2 separate regions of the Homo sapiens genome follow, and region 1 is linked to region 2. Evidence: chromatin loops called from intact Hi-C (ENCODE). Cell type or tissue: mammary epithelial cell. All regions are shown on one strand.

Region 1 (8,000 bases), 350 kb before region 2:
AGAATCCACCAATTATGTGTAAACAAATTTTAGCATCCATTTTCTTTTCTTGCATTTAATTTACTTTAGACTTTAAAATGCAACCTTTCCCTCAGAAATATATACGAAACTGTCTTTACAAATTATATATTAAAAACATAAAATAACTTTTTGAATTTAGCATTTATGTGATGTGCTATACGACTATTTACCTATTATCCCTTAAATAGAAGACACTTCATAAAGATGATTCTGCCTCTTCTGTTGGACTAGATGTAACATTCTCATTAATTTTTCAAAATGATTATATTTATGGGAGTAATCATATAAATTGTTTGGCTAATCACAGTGAATAAACAGTCTTCTCTCTTAGCAATGGGGAAAAAAACTCTCCTACCTTGTTTTCTGGCTGATGTCCAGAATAGATTATTCTTATGAAAAATGAAATAAGAGTGTACCTTAATTATCTGTTCAAGGATTCAGCCATCTGGGATATTCATGTTTTAGTGCATTTAACTTTATTAGGTGCATCTGATTGACTTCCTTTGGCCACAATTTGTTTTGATAATGGTATCAATAATCAATTATATTCAAAATACATGAAAGCTGATGGCATTTATTCCTGGAAGCTGAGCTAGAAAGTTAATGAAGATATGATTAAATGTCATTGTTAATATAGTTTGTAATAAAAATATACATCCATGCCTAAAGCATAATAGCTCTAAAATTTAATGTACCAGTCAACAGTTTGTGGGCCATAATCTGCTGCTGCTGTTAAACGTTTGGCAGGTGATGGAACGCCATGGTGTTCACACTGACTCCTGGAAGATTGTAGAAGTCAGTCTTTTAATGTTTTCATTGGCTCACAGAGATGCTGAGGTCATGTATCTCAGTAAGACAAGCATCACTGGAGTCTGCTTTTGCTGATCCAATGATCGCCAGTAACACACTGTTCTTTTAGAGTTTATGACTCTGCATAAAGGACAGAGTAAAATATGTGACTCAGGTCAAAAATGAGGATGAAAGAAATCAGGGATGAGGTAGTCATTTTAAAAAGAAATGTACAATCACTGCTTGTTACTATTACATATTAAAACTCAAACTCCAGATAATTGAAAACAGATATATTTTTCCCACAGATGTTAATGTTTGTATTTAGTAACAATCAAAAATATATTAAAAAATTAAAACACGTGTAAATTAATTTTGTCTTTATTTTTTCAAATTTAGGCATTTCACATCATTTGTATGTGTAGCTGCTTCTTTTTGTTTTGTAAGACATTACCACTTAAATAATCCTCCAAAATTCGGTATCTATTGTGAACTTTTAATAGTTAGGAATAGTGGGTTATAAACTTTGTATTTCTGTTGTGCTGTAGCATCACTATACTATGTAATGTTATGTATTCACACAAGTAATATTTTAGATTTAAAAAATAGAGAATTGTTAGATATAGAGTATATTTTGAATACAATATTAATATATGTGTAATATTCTGTAACTGTGATAGTTTTACACTAAAACAGATGATATGAATACTGTTACATCACCAGATCACATCACAGTTCTCAGCCTTGATTGGAATCACCTGGATACCTTCAAAATATAATGTGGTTGATTCCAATCCATGAAATTGTGATTTAATTGATCTGGTATATTGCCTGACACTATTTAGAAACCAAAACATGCCAACCAATTTTTTTTTTTGGTCTGGATAGTGACAATTCAACTGGCTAGTTCATTACAAATTTTGAGGGTAAATATCATAGGTTCAAATTATTTTTTCAATTTTTTTACCCGGATAATTTCTTCAATTGTCCACTTTACTGAAGTAGAGCCTGAATTATAATACTTTTTTGTGTGTCTATGTGTGAAGTAGACTAATTTCTGAGAAATCAGTTTTAATACAAGCATTCCAGCGTTGCATATACTAAAGAACTTTAAATGTACTAATTGTAATGCACCTATACAGATTGTTTCTTTAAATTATTTGCAGTTTAACAATCACTACAATGGCAATTTTATGTTGAATAAAATTACATATAAAATGATATAATAGATGTGAAAGTACTTTTAAAACTTAAAAAAGCTAAACAAATTGAAGTATTAGTATTACGGTACCATTGTGTATCAACAAATTCACTTAATTGAGAAGTCTTTATATTCATATTCAACTGTAATCCAATCATTCTCTTGGTAAAGAATTTTTAAGTACATACTTACACAATCTCTTTGACATTTTACATTTTGTCTAACATTAGTGAAACTTCATAAGGCTTTAAATTTCAGAATTTTTGTATTCTTATGTTTGTGTGTTTATCTTCAAAGCAATCTCTACTATGGCACATATTGTGCATTTAGATAATCCAATCATGGTAAGTTAATACTCCTGATTTAGTGACCAAATAAGATACATCTTCAGGCTTACTAATTATCAAACAAGTTATGAAATTATTTCACTTTCTAACCTGCCATGGCCAAGATAGTTGACTTGCATAATGTAGTTTAATTACTCTTAAAATTTCACACACACCTTCAAAAAGAAATGAGAGAAGCCAGTGATCTGTGACAAAACCAACTTTCAGCCTCTCATTGACTAACCACCCAACAAACATCCATTTTGTTTACATTTTGAATTACATGATCTCCAGTGTCTTACAATCTAATACAATGCAGCAAATGAACAAAAATGAACAAAGCATCATCACCTCTACTCCTACTCTCATCACAGGAAATAATCTTGTCACTCTGGAAAATGTAAAAACAACTGGGTCGTTTACATTGGCCAGGGTCAATATACTTCTCTTGAACACAGGCATGCAATAATTTTTGAAATTAAACCATAAAATATCCTCATTAAATGTTTCATGGAAAGTTTTTAACATTAGGTATAAAATTAACAATCCTGAATAATCAAAAGAAAACAAGAGAATAGCTATTTTGAGTGACATTATGTTTGTCTAAACCCCAAATATTCAAGAACAGAAATTTCCAGTATGAAATAATGAGAAAATGAGGGGTAAGCTCTGTATAGAAATATAGAAAAGGAAGGTGACAGAGACATGTGAATCTATAGTTTTATAGCAAATTATTAAAAAAAAAAGAGCACAGGAGCTGGTGTTGACACTATGCCACAACCTATGTCTATGTGTTGAAACTTTGCAGACATGTTTCCCCTTGTGATATTCAGCTAAGTGTGTATTTGTTCTTATGTGTGTGAGAGAAGAATAGCAGGTGGAGAGAGAGAGAGAGAGACAGAGAGAGAGAGAGAGAGACAGAGAGAAAGTGCTGGGAGAGGGCAAAATAGCAAGTGTTGTGTTTTATTTTTTTAAAGTAAGAGTTATAACCAGAATAAAAAGTAAGATAAATATAAGAATAGTTAATTATACCTGTAGAAAAGTTAGAGTAGAAAATAATATTTGAATATTCCAAGATTTTTGGAATAGTGTAGCAGGCTTATGAAACTACAATGTTTTCCCTCATTTATGAATTACAACTTTAAGTAGGTGTAAATGGAAGTTGCTTATTGGTGAATGGCAATTTTAAATATTCAGTTGTCTTGGAATTGAGATGATCCAAAATGATAAACAATCCAGAAAATGAATAAACAAGCAAGCAGACAGTCATCCTTTAGTTCCTCTTCAGCGATCTGCATCTCTTTTTGGTCTATTCACAGATACGTCCTAGAGTTATCCCTCTTCATGGGAGTTTGTAAATCATGACAGTCCCATGACCAGATGGGAACCCTGTCTGCTTTAAGTATATTGAAAAGTGGGAGAGCCAGTATATTTTAGTTCGTTATTAAATGGCAGTAGATTCTACTGATGCTTTCTTTTCAAACTCCTTTCTACTGCTATTTTGCTGCTGTTATTCTAGAAACCTAGCATGTAACTTCTGAGAACTGCCTATGTTTAACTCTTTACCTAAAAGTATTTCAAGGCTTTCTCTTCATTATTTTCTTCCCTATAAAGGATACTGTGAGCACAAGGACAATGGTGACAAGAGACTGCAGGCACCAGTAAACTGGCTACGAAGGGAACAACAATTCATTAATTTCAAGAGTCTTGAGTTACTATGAGATAGAAATGGTACTGGCCTTGATGGACTGAAAAACGCTAAGTATTCTGACTTTCCTACTATAAAATGACACAGCCTTAAGTGTTAAGAATCTATGTTGGGATAATTGGTGTTTATTTTGAAAAACATTAACTCTGAGACTATAAAGGAATGAGAAAGTTAGAAAACAGCATAGCCTAGCGAGAAAGTACGTGATAGAGTGTCAGAACATCTGGATTCTGGCTTGAACTCTGTAATATTACAAAACCCAGTGGATATCACCAAGTCTGCTGTTCCTCTTTGCAAAATGAGATTTTGTTCTTTTACCTGCCACAAAGAAGTGCTATGAATATACGTGATCTTAAGGACTGAAGATGTTTTGCTCCTACTGAGGGAACGTTAGACAGCTCTGCATACTCCTTGACCTATCAACCAGAGTTTCTCCTTCTCCCCCTCCTTTCCTCTCTTCCTTCATCATTGGAGATCCTGTTTCTACAGAGTGCCAACCAGGACTGCTGTGGGTTCTTGTTTGTGATATGTGTAGTTCAAGGAGCACCATTTTTGCTGGATATTTATTTAAACAAACTTCAGGCAGATGGCAGTAAAGTGTTTTGTTCCAAAAAATATCCATCTATTACAACAATATTCTGACATGTGGAAATAAAGTGTTTTGACAAAGGGATACATTTTTTTTTCTAATTATCACAAAATCATTTGGTGGTATTCTAATTGGATATAGATCTGTCTTCCTCATTAGAGACTGGCAATAAGAGACATACAAGAACTTAATAAAACATTGTAGAGGAGACTTCTGCATCTAGATAGAAGAGGACTGAGTGAAGTAGGAAGTGATGATCAACTTAAAGGTTCTGGGTCTTGTGTGAAAGTTTTTACATAAATTTATTTTAACAGCTCTGAAGTCTCCAATAGCTCTTAGACTGTTATAATTAAATGTTATTAATTGTATTTTGTAGACTTCGGTGGAAAGAACCTGGAAAGGTTTATTTTTTTTCTTTTAATATCTCTAACTCCTCTACTTCCACAAATATATTAAAGGAATTCTTTCTTAAAATTTGTTTAGCAAGTTCATTCATACTTGGAGTTGATCATATATGCAGTATGTGGAGAGGGTGTAACAGAGGTGCCTTCTGAAAATTAGAAAATAAATTTGCTCTCTGAGAGTTAAACCACAAATCAAGATATGAGGAATCAAAGCAGATATTTTCAAATACAGATATTTAAAAGGAGCCCAGTAAGATCTGACTTTACTCTGATAAAAGACATTAATAGATCTAAAGAAGGAATGGGCCAGTCAGAGGGGTCCTGGTCACCTGTGTAAGGTTAGAAAAAAGAGGATTTCCACCAACAAACTTTTGCCCCTCTCAGAAGAGTCCATGCCGCATCGCTCCCTTTAAATTTGTCTTTTAGAACCCAATGTCGTGTCCCCTAAAATCCAGAGCGGTCATTTAAAATAAAATAAAATTAGGTTGTGCCCATGTTAAAACTCACACAGCTTTCTCTTGTGCTGAGAATTCCTCACCCTGGCCTCCAAAGCCTCCTAGGATATTTTCCCTGTCTATCTCTCCATCCACGTCTCTGAGTTCTCTATCCCCTGCCAGACATTCCAGCCTTCTTGTGTTTCTCAAGCTTGCCACCAATTTTCACTACTAGGGGCCTTTGTACTCGCTTTCTTCCCTGCCTGGAAGGATCCTCCAGGGTAAGCTCATTCTTTTTTTTTTTTTTTTGAGACGGAGTCTCGCCCTGTCGCCCAAGCTGGAGTGCATCGGCGCGATCTCTGCTCACTACAAGTTCCGCCTCCCGGGTTCACGCCATTCTCCTGCCTCAGCCTCCTGAGTAGCTGGGACTACAGGTGCCTGCCACCACGCCCGGCTGATTTTTTGTATTTTTTTTAGTAGAGACGGGGTTTCACTGTGTTAGCCAGGATGGTCTCGTTCTCCTGACCTCGTGATCCGCCCGCCTCGGCCCCGCAAAGTGCTGGGATTACAGGCGTGAGCCACCGCGCCCGGCCGGCAAGCCCATTCTTAATCTGTCAGATTAAAAGTCATTTCCTCAAAGATGTTTTCCCCACACCATCTGAATAGAAACCCAGCCACTCTCTGTAACATTAATGTACTGTAATTGTCTCCATAATTAGCAGAAACCTATCCCTATCTGATTGTTTATTTGTTGGCAACAAATACTCCCAAGCTAGTTGCCATATTTGTTTACTTTTCTTTCTGGGGACACAGTTAGGTGAACGCAGTGCCTACCGCCTGGTTGTAGAGACAGACATACGGAGACCTGCCTGAAAATCAGAACCATGGGCAAAAGCTGGGGTGGGGGGATCCAAGCAACACGTGGGATTCACGGAGAGGCCACCGAGGGTATGGCCTGGTGGAGTTCCAGGCATTTGGTTTCCATGGCAGGGTTAGGTAAGCTGTCTCAGGTGGAGCCAAGCCACACCGTTGGGCCTGCACTAGGCAGGCAGCTAGGCGCTGGGAAAGCCACAGAACTCGGAAGAGGAGGTCGAAGCACTGAACTTGGCAGGTGGCCTGAGCAGAGGACATAGGGTCCCAACTTCAAAGTACTTTTCCTCTGAGGTATATTTCAGCTCGCAAACATTTCCCAAGAAGACAAGAGTAAATCCCAGAACGCAAGCTGACTTTGGCTAGTATCTCAACAGTGATATTGGCCCGATTACACGCTCTCGCTCTATCATGTTTGCATTTGGCCATATAATGAACCTAATTATGCACCCTTTACTCTGGGTCTCCAGGTACTTAGGCAGAGTTTCAAATATATTTGAACCTAATCTAAATTACTTCACTTTGACTCCATCCTCCTCCAACAAGTCTTCCCATGCCTCCACTAAGTTGCTGTCTATTCATTGCAACATTGTAGTTGTTGTGGAAAAGCAAAGAACAATGTTAGACTTTCTGTATGTCTGCATATTTATTTACCCTCACAATCTCCAAAATCCTTGTGTTTAACAAGTCTACATGTTTTTCAAATATAGTTCAAAACCTGCCTTGTTTTGTTTTCAATTTTGACTACTGTGAATTCCGTCTTAACTAAGATTAAAGATAGGCTAGCAATAGGAAAAAGTTAAAATAAGTCAGTCAACTTAATAATCAGGAACCTACACAGAAGAAAGTTTGTAATTGCTGCCTGATAATCCCCATGGCATGTATAACTGGAGCACGCCAGAATGCTGCAGGGAAATTGTCAGAATGAGAATCAAGGACTTCAGCTTCAGGCTAAAAAAGTCAGGATTAGCTTGTGACTTACATTGCCACCCATGACTCAAAGAACAACTATTCTTTCAAATGACAGGTTTTCTAGTTTAAACCATACGAATGAAAAGGAACATGCCTTTCACTGATGCATCATTGTTACTGTGGTTTAACTTCTTAACCCCTCTTCCTGTTGAAGATTCCTTCAATCTGAAGAGTGTCTACAGCTTCAGTCACTAATTATGTTCCTACCTACTAGAATAAAAAAAAATTAGGAAAGCATTCTTTCTTAAGGTGTGCATTGAGATTATTTTAAACAAATTATTATTTTAATTTATTCTGCAAAGGAGAAAAAGCTCTTTCTGACAATCTATGTAATTATTGAATAATGGGTTTTGGTGAGCTTTATTTTAGTTTATTAAAACTAAGACATTTTAAAAACACAACTACTATGTTTGTATTTATGGATCCATAAACTTCCTTATTTGAATAATTTTATATTATATGCCAGAAAAGTATTAAATTGTTCAGAAAAAGGTTGTGTTAGTATTTACAAATTAATTTCATGTATCATATTTGAATCAGTAAGGTGTTATTGCTGCCTTCAAGAGAAATTTTATTCTGTCTGATTTTAGATATTTTCACACAGATGAGAATGTCCTTAATATCCTGACCCCATTTACTCAACATTACTTAATATATCCCATACCTTATTGTCTATACCCTTCTCT
Region 2 (8,000 bases):
AGGAGATTACCCTTGAATATGTGGGTGAACCTCATAGAAGCAGTTGAAGGCCTTTAACAGAAAAAATTTAGGTGTCCTGAATAACAAAAAATTCATTCTTAGAATTCCAACATCAACTCCCGTATACTTCCAACGTGATGGATTTCCCTACATGTTTTTGATATGCCAGATCCCACAATGTGAGCCAATGCCTTAAAATAAATCATTCAAATAGATAGATGATGATAGATAGATAGATAGATAGATAGATAGATAGATAGATAGATGACAACCCACATTGTATCCATACCTCCTAATATACATATATTAGTACCTGACTGCAAGAAGTGTTTATTTCAATCATTCTAAACTGTAATGGCCTTGATGTTCATCAAAAACTGCATATGCCAAGGACACAGCCAAGAGCAGATAAGTCTATCTCACAGCACCTGCCATTATCTGTGAATCTTATCCAATGGTTAGATTCAAAAGATTCTGTCTAAAACTTGAGCTTATGTTAGATCTCAGAGCACTGATTCCCTTTTGACCAATAGCACATTTTGATTTGGCCATTGGTCAATGAGATTCAGCATTGTGATTTATAGTGTTTGGGAAAACAAAGTTTCTCTTATCAAAGATGCATTTCTGGAATGTTTTTATTTTTCTGTTACACTGAGAAAGACTATAAATAAATTTTTCTTATGGTAAATACTTTTAAATATAAGTGGATCAAAATAAAATAAAAAATTAAGATTAAAAAACTGGCTATATAATAACTTTATTGTTTAGGATTATTTTGACCATTAGTTAAGTTAAAATGCTATTCAGTTATATTGATATAATTGACATGTAAATATAAGGTATTGTATAAACACTACTTTTTAGAGTTATTATTCAGATTTGAACCTGATAAGGTTTATATTAAAATGTTTTGTTATGAAACCCTTGTGTAATGCAAAAAAACTCTGTATAAATTAGTATAAAATTATTATAGTAATTTTAATAAAATGATACAATATTTGTATATATTAATTTCATATATAAGTTATGTTTAAAAAAACTAAAATGTAACCCAGATTCTCACTTAGGAAATAAAAATTTAAGTGACCTATTTCTTCAGAAGATCCCACTAATGTCTATAGATTAATGTTACCATTAAAAATCAATGTGAACAAATCATTTCACATCCAGGAAAGTGCTAGTATTTTAATGTCAAAACAACATAATAATTAGCAAAATAATTATTTTCTATATTTCAAGGCGGGTTTCATTGAAGATGAATTTCTTATTGAAAAGGGGCAAGCAACACCATCATAAAAAAAGGTTTAGCAGTAGAGTAGTTATCAAAGAATGGTGAATTGATTACGCATTTACAAAATTTCCTTACAAGTAAGTGCCATGCAGTAAAGAAAAAGAAGTCTCAATACATAAAGTTATAAACAGTCACTGTCCAGTTCTTGGTCTGAATTCAGTTTTTCTTCAGTTTATTTAAGATGAACCCCCAGATTAGGATGCCCTAACAACAAAGTCAAAGTTAATTAGTCTTAACTAACAGACAAGTAGTAAACTTCTTGAGGTCAGCTCCACCCTCAAGAAAGTGGACATTAGGGAGAGATTTTAAAGCGGTGTCTGTTTTTATAGGCAGTGCAGGGAAAGGCTAAGCCAATAAAATGTAATGGTTCTATTCTATATTTCAATAGCAACTTCCGAAGGACAGAACACTTCCCTATGATTTGAAGGCAAAGCCTTGTACCAGGTTAGAAATGATATGTGAGCAAAGAAAATTACTGTCATTTTACTTTCCTTCTGAGTGCTGAATGTAACAAGTGAATAGCAATCAAACACATATCAATCATTGGCTTTTTGGGTGCAGGATCACTCATGCCTTAGGCCATGTAGGGACCCCAGGGACCACCGTAAGGATTCCTCAGTTTACCCAGTTGATAGATCACAGGAGGTTCACATTGGTCTGTGTTTGGGAGGGAAGAAGAAACACCAATCTAAGAATCTTGGGATGCTGTTGGGAAATGTTAGGCGTGAGCAGCTGTAGTCAATTAGAGCTTCATTTTCTCTCGAGTCGTCTTTGGTTGCATGCCACAACTGCACAGGGCATGGAGGTTTATGACTCTAAAATAGCCTTGTCATTTGTGAAGCCTAACAGAGCAAAGAGGTTTGATAAATAGTTTTTTAAAATGTTACTTAGAAAGCCACTTCAATCAGATTAGTTTTCTGTTGTTTGTTTTCAGAATCCCAGTAGCCCACCAGCATCTAGTAGGTAAACATGAATGGCACCAAGTTGGTGACTAAAATAAAAGCTTTAAAAAATACATGTCTTTATTTGTTTACAAGGCATTTATGTGGCATACTATGCTAAATTAATTCAATCAATGGTGTATTTAGTTTCTTTTACTCTTAGAAAGAGCACTTACATGGAACATGGTGCAAAGATGTTATAAATTGGTCACAAAGAAAATATGGGTTTCAACTCTCAACAGTTCAAAGTTTTTATTTTACTCCTAGGAAGAGACACTAATGATTTGCTTTCCTGCCATATTTTTCATTTATGTCATCACTTAATACAGGAGAAAAAAAGTTATAAAATATTACACAGTTTGTGTATTTCAGTGTCAGTAGGCCCATCTGCTGTTACACACTATTGAATGCTTGCAATTGAAAAGAGAGATGGAGATGCCTATTTTAAAACAGAGTGCTTTCTAAACTCAATCATTTAATTTACTATTAAGTATATGTATGTAAATACATATCAATTTATTGAAAAATAAATCATCTGGAATTCTGGAAGCCAGTGGCCTAGAAAAGTCTACTACTTTGCAGCAGACTGCAGAAGCAACAGGGCATTTTCCCACTGGTGTTCAATGTAATTGTAACAGTGATGGGATTCAGACTCTCCTCCATGTGAGATTTGTCTTTCATTCAATCAACGCAAACAACTAATGCACTGCAAGGCATATTACATTCCATCCACTTCCCAATAAAGTCAGGGGTATCCAATCAGGCACCTATTGTTAGCAGAGAATCTGAAATTGATACAATCATCACATTGATCCAAAGTTGTCAATCATCTTACATCTTTACTTCCTTCTTTCTCTTCTCTCAGAATTTATAAATTGCAATGAAAATTGTCATATTTATACCAAATTTTAGAAAGTAATTGTTGAAATCATAGGTTTTTCAAAGTATTTGCAAAGGTAATTTTTTAAAAAGTGCTCCATATTTTTTTTCTACGTGGTGCTTAATACTTTGACAAATGTTAAACACTTTTGACTGAAAACTAGTTTTACTTTAATCTGTTGTATTTGTTCTATTCTCTTTTAAAGAACTATAGAAAGCCTATACTGCATCATAAAACTTGTGACTTATAAAGAGCTCTTGATGTTCAACTTCAGTTTTATTATTTTCTTTATGTTTATATGTAATAAAAGCTATTACGTATGCAGTTTGTATAAAAACATTTATTGCCTATTATATACTCGTTATGCTTTGTGAATGAGCAGATTGTAAGCTTCTTAAAGGCAGGAACCTGAATTATATATTTTTTGCAATCACAACCCGAAATATTCCAGATATTTTGGCATTATGCTGCATAGTGGAAGAATAAAACTTCTACAGTAGGTAAGCATCTCCTTTATTGCCATTTATTTCTGAAGATATCTGAATTTATTATCCATAATGTTTGCATTTAATTTCTCACAGTTTAGTAGTGTCAGTTCCTTAAATGTCAGAGGATGTGAGGGCACTGGTTGGAGCAAATGAAGAGATTACACATGAAAGACCTCTGGTCCTAAAATAGTAGTAGAAGCATTAAAATACAGTATTCTCTTTCTCTGTGTGAATGAATTATTACTTTCACTAATATTTCAGCCTCTGTTTGATTATTCTATATTATTTGTAATACTAAATTCTGTTCTTGTGACATAAGTTTGTCATAAGGCAGTACTTTCTTAGACTTGCTAATGCCAAATCGAAATAATACCTAAAGATCTAAGAACCCATAAACAAATAAGTAGAACATAATTCCAAATAATATATTTAATGAAATAGATCAAGTTCACAATAACATTAAGATTGAAATAAACATTTAAAAAATTTTGTGATGAACTTTAAACATAAAAGTGGAAAGCAAGAAATGCAGGTCAGGAATGTCAAATTTGTACATTCAAACACTTGGAATATTTATACTATTCTTATTGAGAGCAAAATGCATGAAATATATGAACTTTCATCTCATCTATGAGTCAGTTCACTCAACATTTCAAGAAAAGTATCACCAATCCTGTTTATAATAAACAATTAATTAAAAAGAGAAAATTAAACCAATGTATAATATTGGTATAAATACAAATGCATTTTTATTATACTCATATATATGTCACAAATAAATAATTACCATTTCTCAGATTCTGAATTCCCCACCCTCAACTACAGTTGCTGTTTGTTACAAAAATGGTTGCTAAGAATATATACATATGTACACACAAACGCACACACACACATAACAATGACATGGGGAGCAGATGCCACCCATAGGATAAATGATGTCACTGCCATTTGAGCTATTAGATAGTAAACAGTAATAAAATTAGGTCATTACTGACCAGGACTATGCATATGTGACAAAATTGTTTCACGAAGAGAATTGTAGCACCTGTTTACAGAGTTGCTATTAATATTCATATATCCATCCAGAAAATCATATGTAAGCAGATGGGTGAAATTTGAAACCTGTCAAAGCACAATTTCTTAATTGCTTTAAATAAAACATTGCTACAGTTGGTGGAGAAGCAATTAGATGTATGCTATATTCATTACCATTTCCCAGTGTTACTTTTTTTTTTTTTTTTTTGAGACGGAGTCTTGCTCCCTCAGCGCAGGCTGGAGTGCAGTGGTGCAATGGATCTTGGCTCACTGTGACTTCCACCACCTGGGTTCAAGCAATTCCGCTGTCTCAGCCTCCCAAGTAGCTGGGACTACAGGCACCTTCCAGCATGCCCGGCTAATTTTTGTATTTTTAGTAGAGATGGGGTTTCACCTTGTTGGTCAGGCTGGTCTCAAACTCCTGACCTCAGGTGATCCACCCGCTGTGGCCTCCTAAAACTCAGGGATTACAGGCATGAGCCACCACACCCAGTCCAGCGTTACTGTTTTTATAATTAGGAAAACTAATATGGATGATATTTATCACAGCATCAGTGATTGGTACAAAATTCGACTTCTAAATTTTCAGTGATACTTGTAGAGAATAAATATCAGTAGGAATAATAATCCACCTTACAAAGTTACTAAAATTCATGTGTCAAAACATGTAACGAAAAAACAAAAAAGAGAACGGAAGATTAGTTGTATTTGTAAATGTAGATACAAAACCTAAAGTACATCATTGACAAATCAAGTGCTCTTCAAGGAATTCAAAGCTAGTTTGATTTTGGGAAACACATCACTAAAACATAATAGTTTAAGTGGTCAAAGAGAGTAGAAAAGCAAAATCACTTAAAGCTACCTGAAAGGCATTCAATAAATGTACTATCATTACTGAATTTTAAAAGCAAAATGAAACAAAATTCTTACGTATCATGTATATGGTAAATGTACCTTTCTAAACTGTCAAGGGCATTTTAATTTTTGTTAACTTTGGCTAGTTACATTAAAATATTAAAGTAAAGAACAAGTCTGGGATAGTACTGTAGTAGTTCATTTTCGTGCTGCTGATAAAGACCTACCCAGGACTGAGAAGAAAAAGAGGTTCGATTGGACTTACAGTTCCACAGAGAGGCCTCAGAATCATGGCGGGAGGGGAAAGGCACTGCTTACATGGTGGCAGCAAGAGAAAATGAGGAAGAAGGAAAAGTGGAAACCCCTGATAAACCCATCAGATCTTGGGAGACTTATTCACTATCACAAGAATAACACAGGAAAGACAGGTCCCCATGATTCAATTACCCCCCCCCCCCCCCCCCCGCAGGGTTCCTCCCACAACCCGGGAATTCTGGGAGATACAATTCAAGCTGAGGTTTGGGTGGGGACACAGCCAAATCACATCTTTGCACCCCTGGCCCTTCCCAAATCTCATGTGCTCACATTTCAAAAGCAATCATGCCTTCCCAATAGTCCCCCAAAGTCTTAATTCATTTCAGCATTAACCCAAAAGTCCACAGTCCAAAGTCTCATCTGAGACAAGGCAAGTCCCTTCTGCCTATAAGCCTGTAAAATCAAAAGCAAGCTAGTTATTTCATAGATACAATGAGAGTACAGGTATTGGATAAATACAGCCATTCCAAATGCTACAGCTGGCGGAGAAGCAATTAGATGCATGCTATATTCATTACCATTTCCCAGAGCTACTTTTTTTTTGTTTGTTTGTTTGTTTTTGAGACGGAGTCTCGCTCCCTGGCGCAGGCTGGAGTGCAGTGGTGCAATCGATCTTGGCTCATTACAACCTTCGCCACGCGGGTTGAAGCAATTCCCCTGTCTCAGCCTCCCGAGTAGCTGGGACCACAGGCGCCCATGCAAGTTCAAAATCCAATGAGGCAGTCAAATCTTAAAGCTCCAAAATGACACTCCGTTGACTCCAGGTCACGGTGATGCAAGAGGTGGGTTCCCATGTTCTTGGGCAGCTCCGCCCCTGTGACTTTGCAGGGTACAGCCTCCCTCCTGGCTGCTTTCACGGGCTGGCATTGAGTGTCTGTGGCTTTTCCAGACACACAGTGCAAGCTGTCAATGAACCTACCATTCTGGGGCCTGGAGGACGGTGGCCCTCTTCTCACAGCTTCACTAGGCAATGCGCCAGTAGGGACTCTCTGTGAGGGGTCTGACCCCACATTTCCCTTCCACACTGCCCTAGCAGAGGTTCTCCACGAGGGTCCCGCCCCTGCAGTAAACTTTTGCCTAAGCTTCTAGGCATTTCCATACATCCGAAATCTAGGTAGAGGTTCCCAAACATCACTTCTTGACTTCTGTGCAACCACAGGCTCGATACCAAGTGGAAGCTGCCAAGGTTGGGGGTTCCACCCTCGGAAGCCACAGCCTGAGCTGTATGTTGGCCCCTTTCAGCCACGGCTAGAGTGGCTAGGACACAGGGACCATGTCCCAAGGCTGCACACAGCACAGGGACCCTGGGCCGGGCCCACGAAACCACTGTTCCTCTTGGGCCTCCAGGTCTGTGATGGGAGGGGCTGCTGTGAAGGTCTTTGACATGCTCTAGAGATATTGTCCCCATAGTCTGGGGGATTAACATTAGGCTCCTTGCTACTTACACAAATTTCCTCAGCCGGCTTGAATTTCTCCCCAGAAAATGGATTTTTCTTTTTTATCCCATTGTCAGGTTGCAAATTTTTCAAACTTTTATGCGCTGCTCTCCTTATAAAAGTGAATATCTTTAAAAGAACCCAAGTAAGCTCTTGCATGCTTTGTTGCCTAGAAATTCCTTCTGCCAGATACCCTAAATCATCTCTCTCAAGTTCAAAGTTGCACAAATCTCTAGGGCAGGGGCAAAACGCTGCCAGTTTCTTGGCTAAAACATAACAATAGTCACCTTTACTCCAGTTCCCAGCAAGTTCCTCTTCTCCATCTGAGACCACCTCAGTCTGGACTTTATTGCCTATATCCCTATTGGCATTTTGGGCAAAGCCATTCAACAAGTCTGTAGGGAGTTTCAAACTTTCCCACAATTTCCTGTCTTCTTCTGAGCCCTCCAAACTTTTCCAACCTCTGCCTATTACCCAGTTCCAAAGTCGCTTCCACATTTTCGAGTATCTTTTCGGCAGCGCCCCACTCTACTGGTACCAATTTATTAGTCCATTTTCGTGCTGCTGATAAAGACATACCTGAGACTTACAGTTCCACGTGGTTGGAGAGGCCTCACAATCAGATTGAAAGTGTAAGGCACGTCTCACATGGCAGCAGACAAGAGAAGAGAGCTTATGCAGGGAAACTCCCCATTTCACAACCATCAGATCTCATCAGACGTATTCACTATCATAAGAACAGCACAAGAAAGACCTCCC

What was found. Peaks named below come from ENCODE experiments on the same cell type or tissue, not always from the same donor. Only the 100,000 strongest peaks of a DNase experiment are listed, where the experiment ranks them.
Region 1: it touches region 2 in a loop (19-fold over the local background); 2 of 110 quality-filtered maps call a loop at or near these places.

The regions. Positions count from the first base shown.
Region 1 is chr5:51,488,529-51,496,528 of GRCh38, forward strand. No RefSeq gene overlaps it. Among named protein-coding and RNA genes, the nearest start is that of ISL1, 110 kb to the left of the region's middle. In mammary epithelial cell, no CTCF peak of the experiment used is centred here; a DNase peak (open chromatin) is centred at 7,373.
Region 2 is chr5:51,836,990-51,844,989 of GRCh38, forward strand. No RefSeq gene overlaps it. Among named protein-coding and RNA genes, the nearest start is that of LINC02118, 170 kb to the right of the region's middle. In mammary epithelial cell, a CTCF peak has its summit at 4,523; no DNase peak of the experiment used is centred here.